Regions from separate parts of the Homo sapiens genome. Here region 2 is linked to region 1. Evidence: read pairs that join two places in POLR2A ChIA-PET (ENCODE). Cell type or tissue: CD4-positive, alpha-beta T cell. All regions are shown on one strand.

Region 1 (2,500 bases):
AAGGGTGGCAGGAAAGTCAGGGCTTCAGTTACCAAAGGTGGATGGCTAAGGGGAGTGGACTCAAGATGGCTGGACTCCGAGTGAATGCACAAAATGGTGTCAGGCAGAAAAGACACATGAAAAAATGCTCATCAACACTGGCCATCAGAGAAATGCAAATCAAAACCACAATGATACCATCTCACACCAGTTAGAATGGCGATCATTAAAAAGTCAGGAAACAACAGGTGCTGGAGAGGATGTGGAGAAATAGGAACACTTTTACACTGTTGGTGGGACTGTAAACTAGTTCAACCATTGTGGAAGTCAGTGTGGCGATTCCTCAGGGATCTAGAACTAGAAATACCATTTGACCCAGCAATCCCATTACTGGATATATACCCAAAGGATTATAAATCATGCTGCTATAAAGACACGTGCACACGTATGTTTATTACGGCACTATTCACAATAGCAAAGACTTGGAACCAACCCAAATGTCCAACAATGATAGACTGGATTAAGAAAATGTGGCACATATACACCATGAAATACTATGCAGCCATAAAAAATGATGAGTTCATGTCCTTTGTAGGGACATGGATGAAGCTGGAAACCATCATTCTCAGCAAACTATCACAAGGACAAAAAACCGAACACCGCATGTTCTCACTCATAGGTGGGAATTGAACAATGAGAACACATGGACACAGGAAGGGGAACATCACACTCTGGGGACTGTTGTGGGGTGGGGTGAGGGGGGAGGGATAGCATTAGGAGATATACCTAATGCTAAATGATGAGTTAATGGGTGCAGCACACGAGCATGGCACATGTATACATATGTAACTAACCTGCACGTTGTGCACATGTACCCTAAAACTTAAAGTATAATAAAAAAAATAGTGTCAGGCAGGTATTTAGGAGTTTGAGGGAGAATAAAGAAAATAGGGGCCTGGAATGTTGTCTTGAGGAGTTGACAGTCTTCTGAGGGAATTTGTTTGGGCAGGAGGTAGCAAGCCGACAGGGAGGCAGCTGTTCAATCCAGATGACTTCCCATACAACACACTGACTCATGGTCTGGGTTTTACCAAATCCTGAGCATGCTTTCCCAAACCAAAATATTCAGGAGAATTGCATTGTGCAGATGGTGGTTGGTTAAGGGCTTGAATTTTAGGAAATGATGTCTAAATTAAGGTTAAAAATTATTTAAGTAATTTTTTTTCCTGAAAATTTGTTTGGGCTTAATGGCTATGTGCTATTGCTCAAATGCCAAATATTTTACCAGTAGAATTAAATTATTAAATTGAAGACACATAAAAAGACAGATTAGGAAGTAAGAGGAATAGGGAAGAATGAGAAAAATAGATGGTTCTAGGGGCATAATGAGCTTCTCATTTTGTTGTCTCCATCTAGATCATCCTTTGGGCAAGAACCAGTTTTGAAGTGCTTAAAGAAGATAACTCCAGTTTCGCTTCAGTCATCAATCATGTGTGATTCTGTGTAGGCAAAAGACAATCTCAATATTCATTTGACTAACTAGGGCTTTGAGGGTGTCGATTCTTCTGTCATAAGATAGTTGACTCACAGGAAATAAAACAAGCTTCATACAGATAAGCTAAAGCTAGAAATGACTAGTGATCCAGGATATAAGAGAAGGAGGAGTTTATAAGTGAGAAAGTAAATCTGGGCTGGCTGGAAAGCAGAGGGTCTAATTACTTGGAGCAAAATCCACCAATTCAACAGTTTGTGAAAGCAACCGAGATCAGACAACTTCGTGGGAAAGAGTAGTTCTAAGAGGATCAGTGTTTGAAGGAAAAAAGAGCATACTTCTCAGAATATTTGGGATCTCCAGGGAGAGCAGTTCAAATGAAAGCTCAGCAGAGTGGCTGCTAGCTCAAAGTAGAAAGCTTCAGAGCCCTAGGCATACAGGAAGTTTCAGAACAGAAGAGTAGTTTACACTACTCAAATTAAATTAAAAAGAACCTCTTCCGGGATGCACTGTAGCCTAGGCAAGATGAGAATATGATGCACCTTCCCTTCTGTTTAAGGTCTTCTTGGCAGTTCTTACTTGCTCTGCCTTCCAAATTGCCAAAAGTTGAGGGCCATAGATTCAGTCCTGACTGTGTGATTTTGGGTTTGTTACGGAGTCTTAGTATCTTCATCTGGGAATGGGGATGATAATTATGTTTATTCTCACTTAGTGCTTGTGTGGATCCAATTAAATAAAATGTGTGAAAAAATGTATTAAATTCCTAACAATGTATTAGTAATATACTTCTCAATTTCATCTATATTAGCTCAAACAACTTGCAAAATAGGAATTATTATCTGCAATTCACAGATAAGGAATCAGAGTTTCAGGGACAGAAAGGGATTAACCCAAGATAATAATTAGAATAATACCATTGGAGAATCACTTATACATCTAGCACTATTCTTAGTGCTTTAGGAATGCTGTCTGATTGAGTTTGCAAAACGACCCAGGAATGATGAATTTTTCAGGATTTTTGAGGCGGTA
Region 2 (2,500 bases), 280 kb after region 1:
AACAGATACGATTTAATAAACTGTGCAATAGAATTTAAATCAGTTATATAATGCTCATTAAGACAATGACAGTGCTCTATCCAACAGAGCACTAAGTTACTACAATCAAATCTTAGTTGTCAGGCATAATGCTTGAAGGAAATAAAAATATTTTACCCCAAAATATACTTATTTGGCATATTTTAAGATGGATATCCAGAGGGCTACAAATTCCCCTCAACCCCTATAGGCTCAAGGCAGTGTTTCTTATCTTGATGTGGGATCTCAAGGGAAAGGCGGGCCAGGATAATCCAAAACCTAGACACTGTGGATCAGATGACAGATCAAGTTCAAGGAGAGCCAGCTGGGACTAGGAGAATTAGACAGGTGCCCCTGGATTGAGCAAGAAAATGTTGAGTATTGACAAAGTTATCAGACGAGGAAAGGTTAGAAAGGTCCCAGGAGCCTAGAAGGGCAGTGTTTACAGTCCAGGAAGTCAAATAATGACACCAGCATATTCGATGGATTAAGGCACACTCTGATTCTAAAACAGATCATTTCCTCTGTGCCCTTTTCCATGTGTCTGATAAGACAGAGAGTGTGCCTGGTCCTACTAGCATTTATACCATCCTCAAGGGGCCAGAAAGCCCCAGGAGAACTTTCCAAGAGATCCTCATGCAACAACCCACCTTGTTCCATAACTGTGCCCAGCAGCTCAAGGGAACAATTATAAACAAGGATACCACCCCCAAAGAGTAATAAAATCTAGCTGAGGGGACAAAATATACACAAACATCAGTGCAAGGCACTAACTGACCCAGGCTGTAATTCTGTGGTACAGATACTCCCTTTCCCCACCCCAGCCCTGACATCTGTCTCCTACACAAACTACACCTTCAGTGCTTGCCCAACTTTGTTGCTTACTTCACTGCTTACACCCACTTAAACTGGGTCATCCTGGCATCTGCAGTGCCCACTCAACCCTGCGTCCCTCTGCCTTGCCATCAGCTACTACTTATGTTGTTCTCCAAACATTTCAAAACCAGGCACTACACAGCCATCGACTTCTGATCCTAATTCACCATGTCCTTTACAGCCAGCCAGTAGAGAGGCTCAGTAAGAGGGCAAATTGGATAACACCAAGGCTGTCCAAGAAAAGCAGGTTTATAGTTCCATTCTTTTATTGTAAAATTACTTATTAAATTACTTCCCTTTGCATGTTTTACTTGTTTTTATAACAGTGCTTTCCTCTAGCAAGGAAGTAGATAAAACCACAGTGTGCAGCCCCGCACACTCCACTGTATGTGTTTATTCTTAGAATGGTAAGTCAGAGAGAGTGGAACACTGGCAAGCTTTCACCTGCTTTTAGTTTAAAAGGATGTCAGTTACAGTTTATTATCCCAATGATGCATTTTTAAAAATTCTTACAATCATATTATATACATGTGATGTTGATGTCAATCATAAGCAGCCTAAGTTACATTGTTATTAAAATTACCTGTTGTACAATGCTTCATATTTTCCAGGAAAAGGAGACATTTAAATTATATGGTTTTGGTGAAAACACATCGGTAACTGAACATGGGATGAACAACCTCTATATCATTCTCCCTTTTAATACTGTTAGGCTTTCCCCAACCCACACCAATGCCATCAACCTTGCTCCCAGAAAAGCTACCTAAATTCTCTGAGTTGCCATTCATAAAAACAGAGTCTGGGATCAACTGTGAAAGTGAATTATATACATGAGTGAATAAATCAAAATAATACTCTAACGAAATAGGTAAGCCAAGTTTATTGTTTCTGGCAGTAGGCTTTAACCATGTGATAATGTTCTGTTGATTTTCTCTTAAAAATGTCATCCAATTACATAAAACTGTCAATCAATCTTAATCAAACAAGATTTGGACAATGGATTCTTGCTGGGCTTTTCTATATGATTAAACGATAGGAACTTATTTGCTTTATTACTTTATATGGCCAAAGCATATACTGGAAACCTACAAGAAAAACAGGAGACAAAGGTGAGCTACAAGCAAGGAACTGAAGAAAATGCAGCCATGGAAATTTCCCAATATCATGAGTTATTCAGATTTCCAAGCTGGATCAAGTAGAAATCCTAGAACATGAGGCATGGGTAAAAGTTCTTAAATAGGGCCAAGACATTACAAATCCCTTTCTAGGCCATGACTTACTTAAATCACATTTTGTTCCTGTATTCATATGTAAATAACAATAATAATAAAATCCTTATCAGATAAACTCAGAGTTTTAAAGACTACATTTGAGAATTTCAAATTCCTAGAATACTGAATATTTAACAAAACAAGGGCTATAATTTAAGGTTAGCTTCTTATAATATGAAACATGCTTGAATTTAAAAAGAGTATAATGCAAGAAGACTGGCTGTGAAAATTTTAAAATTCTAATCTGCTTATAAAACACTCAAGCTGAAATAAATCTTGGCTGTAATTAAGATAAGTAACCACAGCTATAGGGCTACTGTTAGCATGAACATGCC

What was found. ChIA-PET counts read pairs that join two places held together with the same protein. Peaks named below come from ENCODE experiments on the same cell type or tissue, not always from the same donor. Only the 100,000 strongest peaks of a DNase experiment are listed, where the experiment ranks them.
Region 2: POLR2A ChIA-PET joins it to region 1 with 6 read pairs; 5 of 35 experiments call an interaction of 5 or more read pairs at or near these places.

What each region holds. Positions count from the first base shown.
Region 1 is chr4:142,415,280-142,417,779 of GRCh38, forward strand. The region is part of intron 5 of INPP4B (inositol polyphosphate-4-phosphatase type II B); the gene reads right to left. Among named protein-coding and RNA genes, the nearest start is that of INPP4B, 430 kb to the right of the region's middle. In CD4-positive, alpha-beta T cell, no CTCF peak of the experiment used is centred here; DNase peaks (open chromatin) are centred at 1,532 and 1,922; H3K4me3 peaks cover 827 bases; H3K27ac peaks cover 1,447 bases.
Region 2 is chr4:142,695,671-142,698,170 of GRCh38, forward strand. All of the region lies in intron 2 of INPP4B (inositol polyphosphate-4-phosphatase type II B), which reads right to left. Among named protein-coding and RNA genes, the nearest start is that of INPP4B, 150 kb to the right of the region's middle. In CD4-positive, alpha-beta T cell, no CTCF peak of the experiment used is centred here; a DNase peak (open chromatin) is centred at 1,281; H3K27ac peaks cover 2,500 bases.